Regions from separate parts of the Homo sapiens genome. Here regions 1 and 2 are each linked to region 3. A link is a loop called in an ENCODE intact Hi-C map of the cell type or tissue named here. Cell type or tissue: CD4-positive, alpha-beta T cell. All regions are shown on one strand.

What was found. Hi-C counts contacts between places; a loop is a spot of excess contacts. Peaks named below come from ENCODE experiments on the same cell type or tissue, not always from the same donor. Only the 100,000 strongest peaks of a DNase experiment are listed, where the experiment ranks them.
Region 1: it touches region 3 in a loop (8-fold over the local background); 7 of 110 quality-filtered maps call a loop at or near these places.
Region 2: it touches region 3 in a loop (7-fold over the local background); 15 of 110 quality-filtered maps call a loop at or near these places.

Annotation. Positions count from the first base shown.
Region 1 is chrX:16,135,957-16,138,456 of GRCh38, reverse strand. The region is part of intron 1 of GRPR (gastrin releasing peptide receptor); the gene reads right to left. Among named protein-coding and RNA genes, the nearest start is that of GRPR, 14 kb to the right of the region's middle. RefSeq lists a silencer at 263-332. In CD4-positive, alpha-beta T cell, no CTCF peak of the experiment used is centred here; no DNase peak of the experiment used is centred here.
Region 2 is chrX:16,435,368-16,437,867 of GRCh38, reverse strand. It overlaps LOC124905249 (a long non-coding RNA gene), which reads left to right. Exons shown (of 2, transcript XR_007068397.1): 2 at 1-491. Among named protein-coding and RNA genes, the nearest start is that of MIR548AM, 190 kb to the left of the region's middle. In CD4-positive, alpha-beta T cell, CTCF peaks have their summits at 844 and 1,043 (motif pointing left); a DNase peak (open chromatin) is centred at 1,077.
Region 3 is chrX:15,760,541-15,763,040 of GRCh38, reverse strand. All of the region lies in intron 2 of CA5B (carbonic anhydrase 5B), which reads right to left. All of the region lies in intron 5 of CA5BP1-CA5B (CA5BP1-CA5B readthrough), which reads right to left. Among named protein-coding and RNA genes, the nearest start is that of CA5B, 24 kb to the right of the region's middle. In CD4-positive, alpha-beta T cell, a CTCF peak has its summit at 1,245 (motif pointing left); a DNase peak (open chromatin) is centred at 1,260; H3K27ac peaks cover 296 bases.

The sequences.
Region 1 (2,500 bases), 380 kb before region 3:
AATCATCTGTAAGTTTTGCATGTCATGTTTTGATATATTTCCTTCCAATTTTTCCTTTTGTCTTTTGTACAGAATTGAGAGCATACAATTCTGTATCTTTTCTTAATGATCTATAGCATAAACATCTCCCAGTTTCACACAGATGTCCAAGACCCTTCTAGCAAACAGGCAGTGCTCTGCTCATGCTTCTGGGCACCATGACTTTTCAAAGAACCTTGGTGCTCGCTAGAGGGCAATGTCCCTGCTTTCACAGGTTCTTCCTACAATTAGCTTCAGTGCAACACATCATGCTAAAATGACACAAAGCACCCCCTACTTCCCAAAAAGTAATACCTCTAGCATATACAAATCCAAATCCAAAGCATACCTTAAGCAGCTACTTTTGCATGGTCCTATGCTAGGTACACAAGAGTTTAAACAAAGCATAAGCTCTGGACACTCAGTGACATTTATGTTCATTCCATTTTGGAAATTAAGAAGGTTGATGTACCCTGAGTAACAGGAGTATCAGTTTCTTAAGGGTAGAGTCTAGGTCTTGTTCATTTTCTGCCTACTTTATTTATGAAATAAATAAATGACTAAAACTAAAAGTCTAGAACTATTCATCCAATTTGTCTGGCCTGTGATGTCTTCCTTTCAGATAAGGAAATGGGTTCAAGATGCTCAAGACAACCCATTCCTCCCCTGCCATGCTCCCAGTCACACACACTACTCTCAAGCCCTTTTACCCAAAATCACTCTGGATACCAGCTTATTAGCCTTTTCCCAAGAGATCTCCTAGAGCCAAAACACTTCCTATTTCTCTAATCATTTCAAGACTAGAAAAATCACTGGGGGTAACCAAAGAAGTGATTCTCCCAAACTCAGTTCCTCTTTTTGACAATTTTAAGGCAACTTGCTCACATGAGCCTATAATGAAAAGACCTTAGAGAAAGCAGCACTTTGCATGATGGAGAAACATTAAAAGGAGGTGGTGAGAAGCATCTGTTTACACCTTTACTTCCCTAGTAAACAATTTACCAGGCCCTGCCCTCATGTCTGCCACCCATGGAAATTGGAATCCAGCTAAACCTCCATTTAAAACCCTCTTACTTGTTTCATTTAAACAACAGTTAGCATCACACGGGACCCAGGTCATGCTGGAAAGGACACTTGGCTTAAAGACTTCAGCTTGATTCTCAATTTCACTGTTTGCTAATCGTGTGATGTAGAACCCTCATTTCACCATCTAAAAACAGGGATAATGATAAGGATTCCAAATGATCTAAAAAGTTAATGTTCATGATATGACAGTGCCTCAAAACCCTGAAGCATCACACAGATGTATGCCTTTTCTTTATAATATTCCTTAGGAAGTCTGTCCTGGCTAACTGGAAAGGGGTCGTGGATTCCCCTAGGTCCCACTCCATTCAAATAGGAAATTCTCACTGCTAAATAACCACCCCAGAAAGCATGCACACTCTATATCAGGGACAGTAAACTAAGACCCACCAACCAAGTCTGGTCCACTGCCTGTTTTTATATGGCCCGTGAGCTAAGAATGGTTTTTACATTTTAAATGGTTGAGAAAAAAATCAAAAGAACATTTTGAGATGTAAAAATTTCATAAAATTCAAATTTCAAGGTACATAAATAATGCTTTATTGTATTATCACCGTGTATATTTGTTTACACATTGTGGCAGATTCCACCCTACAAGGGTAGAATTGAGCAGTTGCAATAGAGACTGTATGGTCCACAAAGCCTAATATGCTGCAGAAAATGTTTGCCAAAAGTTTTACCGTTTCTGTTGTTCTCTGCCTGTCCACACCAAAGCTGTTGGTTCCTTCTTTAAACAGAGGTAAGCTCATTTTCCATCTCACACAGCACCGTCTGTTAGACTTATTAATTTGTGATAATGAAGACAATAGGCCACTGACCCCTGTCGTTGGTCTTCCAGTACTAAGCACTCATCGCTCAGGATGCTTAGTCTAACAGCATATTTAAGTACTAATTTGGCATCTCAGGCTCTGCTTGGCACCATGGATATAATAGTTCCCGGCCATTGAGGGTTTAAAATCTAATTGGGGAAGCAAGATACATCTAGGAAAAGCCCTTAATGAGCCATATAAGAATACTGACATATGCCTTTATGAAGAGCTCTTAGAATAGATGCTGCTAGGTCAGCATATAAAGTGCTGCTATCCTGGTACAGACAAATGAGTCAACGTCTAATCACAAATCTGTTTCATATGTAACTATGGAATATAAAACTTAGAGGTCATAGAAGAGGAGACTGAGACCAGAGACTGAGGCCCAGAGAAGTCCCACAGCCAGTTAGCTGAGAACCAAGACTAGACCTGGGTCTCTTGATCCCCAAGTCAGCAGAGATTTTTATGTTTACCTATAGCACTTTAGATGCTCGGGTCTTTTTAAAGCACAAGTAAAGAATACTTAAAACTAAATATTGACTGTACTTGTCTTCATCCCGCAGTACATGTATTCCTTAAATCATCATTTT
Region 2 (2,500 bases), 670 kb before region 3:
TCATGCCGAATGTCATGAAAAGACAATATTTCCCATCCCAACACCTGTTTTTTATACAGGGATCTGAAAGTGTCAGAACCAGGGTAATTTTTTCTTTGATGTCTCATCCCCTCTGTGTTTACACCCCCACCTCCCTATCCATATGCTGAAACCCTAACCCCCAGTGTGGCTGTGGCCTCTAAGGAAGTGATTAAGGTTAAACGAAGTTGTAAGGGTGGGGCCGTGATCTGATAGGATTAATGTTCTTATAAGAAAAGACACTGGGGTTGGCCCGCACATGCGCTCACTCATGCTCATGTGCGGTCTCTCTCTCTTTCCCCCTCCTTGTGCCCTCAGAGGAAAGGCCATGTAAGGATGCAGGAAAAAGTCAGTAATCTGCAAGCCAGGAAGAAAGCTGTGGCACCACCAGAATCTGCAATCCGCTAGAACCTTGATCTTAAACTTCCCAGCTTCCAAAACTGGGAGAAAATAAATTTCTGTTGTTTAAGCCACCCAGTCTATGATACTTTGTTATTGCAACCTGAGCTGGCTAAGACACCCTTTTAAGGTATTTTTCTCTCTAGAAGAGCTCTCATTGTCTCACCTAAGTGCACTGTCCTAAACAGGTATTCTGTACTTCAAACTTTTCCTACCCACCACCAAAACATACCTTTTAAATATTCCCCAGTACTTTACTTTTCTAAAAATTGGTTCACTAATAAACCAATTGCCATCAATTAGTATTATTTTTATTATCTCTACTAACATTTTAACTTTAAAAGTAAGATATATGTTCACTTTAGGAAATTTGAAAATGACAGAAAAACGTAAAGTAGAAAATAAAAATTACTTTAATTCTAAAATGTTGGCATTTTGATATATTTCTCTTCAGTCTTTTTTTTTTTTTTCTGTGAAAACTTGCCGGAGTTCTTGGTTGCAAATCACTTTAAGCTACCCTCATTACCTTGATGAGAAAAGAAGCTTATTGGTAAGATATCAGGCAGCTCAAAGAAATATGGGACTCTTGGAGAACCTGACTGGGAACGTGGTAGGAGGCATCCATATTAAACTGGGCTACCAGAACTTCTTTCGAGCGCCCTCTAGTGGAACAGTCTGATTCGGACGCCTCTGTTGCCACTGCTGGACATATTCTGTGGGTGACACCGCTGCACTGGATACTAGAAGCCCTGTCAGCACCACCGCTAAGACTTTCTTTGAGTCATTAACTCAAGATTCAAAGAGCTGAGTGGGAGCACCTGATTGGCCAAGCTTAGACTATGTGCCCCCTCCTAGCGCAGCAGCCAGGGCTCAGAGAAAGCCAGAATCTGATCTTTTCTTTTGCAAGAGGGAGGAACTGCCTTCCCTAAGGCTCACGCCATGGGACATTCTCCAGATTTAAGGATAGCATCCAGATCCTGGAAAACCCTTCCTAGAAAAGCAATTACAATGTATTCTTTGGCTACTTGATATCCACATGTACTTTTCTTTCCATATTTTCATGTCACAGTAATCAAGGAAATGTGTAGCGTCTACTGTCACCATTTATACTTCTACCACAAGGCAACAGCTGGTATTTATAACTCCCACCTCTCCCTATTCCAGATCTCCTTTGCCTGCAGCCTGTACCTCAGATTCTCAGTGTGTTTTACTTAGTAGAGTCACTCAAATCTTCATTTCTAAGGAAATTGAACTCTTGGTGGGCCTGCCTGGATTGTCCTGTATTAGTATTTCATTAATTTTTATTACTGGACAAGATAATAATAGGAGGAACTGTAAGACTCACCCAATTTCATTCATACTCATCCCTGCTTGTATCGAGTAGCAGCAACTCAACTGACCCTTAATAGTAAGATGATACTTACTCCTCACCTTTTTTTTTTAATGAGTTTTTTTCTCACCTTTTTTTCTCAAGGGAATGTGTGTGGAGGCCAGCATGGTAATGTGAAAGTCTTGGCTTCTCACTAAATGAAAATCATTCTTGTGGAAAATTTATTTCTTTAGGTACTAAAGCACTTTACATATATTAACAACTTTAGCCCTCCCCAAAATACCGTGGGATTTTACCTTTTACAGATAGGAGAATAGAGGCACAGAGAGGTTAAGTAACCTGTTCAAAATCACACAGCTAGAAAGCAGTAGAGATAGGATTTGAACCCAGCCAATCTGGTCCCTGCTCTTCATGTCTTCTTAATATGATACAGTATTCAGGAATGTCCTGTGTGGTGGCGAGAAAGTCAAGGTTCCTGCATAGCAAATTGTGGAACAGAACTAGAAAAGCCCTGTGACAAGTTGGTAAGGTGTTCTGCTATCCCTGCTAGGTAAAAGCAAAATGCTTCTGGTGTTTATCAGATAAGAGACAAAGATATTTGACTCTGCAAGGATGGACATTTTTGTTTGTTTTGCTCACTTCACTATACCCAGTACCTAGAACATTACCTGGAACATAGTAGGTGCTCAATTCACTGAAGAATGAATAAATGCCAGACACCAGGGACTGGGTTATGTTTCCTCATTAGTAGGC
Region 3 (2,500 bases):
TTATCTATTAAGGTGTACACATATAATTTATCCTCCACAGGCACTGAAGACATTGCTGATGCTGATTTTCTTCCAGAGTCAAGCACCAGGTCTCTGTAGCAAGTCCCTGATAAGTATCAGCAGACTTGCTGATAACACAGATCAGCCTGTTGAGACCCCCAAGTGTGATGAGCAGAACCAATGTACATCAGTTTGGGGTGGTCCATTTCCCTGTCCTTTAGAAGTACCATGGATGGGTAGAATCAAGAACAACAGGAAAACTAGGAGAAACATGAAGGAAATAATTACCAACGACCCTCTGCATCTCGCCCCACCACTAAGAATAAGGATGACACTGGCTGGGCATGGTGGCTCATGCCTGTAATCCCAGCACTTTGGCGGATCACGAGGTCAGGAGATCGAGACACAGTGAAACCCTGTCTCTATTAAAAATTAGCCGGGTGTGGTGGCACACGCCTGTAGTCCCAGCTACTTGGGAGGCTGAGGCAGGAAAATCGCTTGAACCCGGGAGATGGCGATTGTAGTGAGCCGAGATTGCGCCACTGCACTCCAGCCTGGGTGACAGAGTAAGACTCTGTCTCAAAAAAAAAAAGAATAAGGATGAGACTAAGGTAGTTGTTTTGTTACTCTGTCAAATCCCTCACGTATGGCAGCATCATCTCCTATTTCCATGAAAAGCAGAAACCTGCCTCTGGTTTACTCTGACAGAGCAGATAATCCTCTTCCTTCGGTAATTGCTGAAAGCCGGAAGTCAATACCTTTTTTTTTTTTTAGATGGAGTCTTGCTCTGTCTCCCAGGCTGGAGTGCAGTGGCATGATCTTGGCTCACTGCAACCTCCGCCTCCTGGGTTCAAGCAATTCTCCTGCCTCAGCCTCCTGAGTAACTGGGATTACAGGCGCATGCCACCACACCCGGCTAACTTTTGTGTATTTTTAGTAGAGATGGGGTTTCGCTGTGTTGGCCCGGATGGGCTTGAACTCCTGGCCTCAAGTTATCCACCCACCTCAGCCTCCCAAAGTGCTGGGATTACAGGCGCAAACCACTGCGCCTGACCGTAAGTCAGTATCTTAACCTCAGTGTTTTGTTTTGTTTTGTTTTATTTATAAAAATGCTCCAGCAATACAGACAAAGAGCTCTCCTGAGAGTGCCTAAATCAGTGGTTTTCAACAGAGAAAGCAATTCAGTCCCCCAAAAACATTTGGCAATGTCTGGAGACATTTTCAGATGGCAAAACTGGGAGAGGGTGCTAGTGACATCTAGTGGTTAGAGGCCAGGGATGCTGCTAAAGATCCTATAATGCCCTGGATGGGCTCCCCCCGACAAGACAAAGAAGCATCCTGACCCAAAAGCCAATAGTGCCAAAGTTGATAAACCCTGGTCTAAAGATAAAAGGTGCATGCAAACTCATAATACTCTTTTCTTTCTATTTCTTCATATAATGCAGTACTGTCATCTCTGGAGAGGTCTGAACCCAATGTTCTGGGTTTTTTTCTTTCCTCAGTATAAAACAACTTGTGAAGAACAAGAACTTTAAAGAACAAGAAGTTTCTGTTTCAGAAAACTAAAATGGAAAATGCACATGAACTGGCACATCTGAAATGGAATCTGGGCCATACTGTCATAATCTAATTAGAATGCAAATTCCTTGTGGGCAGGAGCCACATCTTCCTCCTTTTTTGTTGCCCTGTGGTATCTTATTAAACATATGCCCTTCTGGAAAACATCCTATTAGGTACTATGTTCACTATCTGGATGACAGGATCAATAGAAGCCCAAACCTCATCACCATGCAATATACCCATGTAACAAATCTGCATATGTAAACCCTGAATGTAAAATAAAAATAGAAATTTTAAAAAAGAAAGAAATTAACAATTTGAAAAAGCAATCATGGCAACTACGCAGCAGCCAACATCATAAAATATACAACCTCAGGGTCTAAAAATGTTTAGTAATTTTATCCAATAACATATAATATACCGTATTTTTCATCTTAGAGGGAAAGATGATCTTAAATTTCTGTTACATTTGGTTCTGTTATATCCACCCAAACACTTGGATTCATATTCATCATGAATAAACATCTCTTTTAAAGGCAAAAATAAAAAATAAAATAAACATATGCCCTGTAACATATCCAACTGCCATTGTTGGGGGGGAAAAGCTCAAATTCAAATGACTTGAAAGGATTCAAATGATCTGAAAAATGATTCAAATTGTGTTAATTTTTTAACTTCTAGAAAGCCCTTGAAAGGCCCTGATTCTGTTTGTAAAGATTCCTGACACAAAGAGACTATGCACCTTCCCCTCTGAGACACTCAGACTGTGGCTGATAATTTGAGAGTACACACTCTTCAAAGCCATTCAATGAGGGTCTCCTGTGACAACTAGGGAAGAACTGGAGTGATTAGGTCCCTAAGACGACGCCTTGGTCATCCTTAATTTTTCCCCATCTCATGCATGAAATGGGAAGTATCAACACTCACACTCATGCAAATA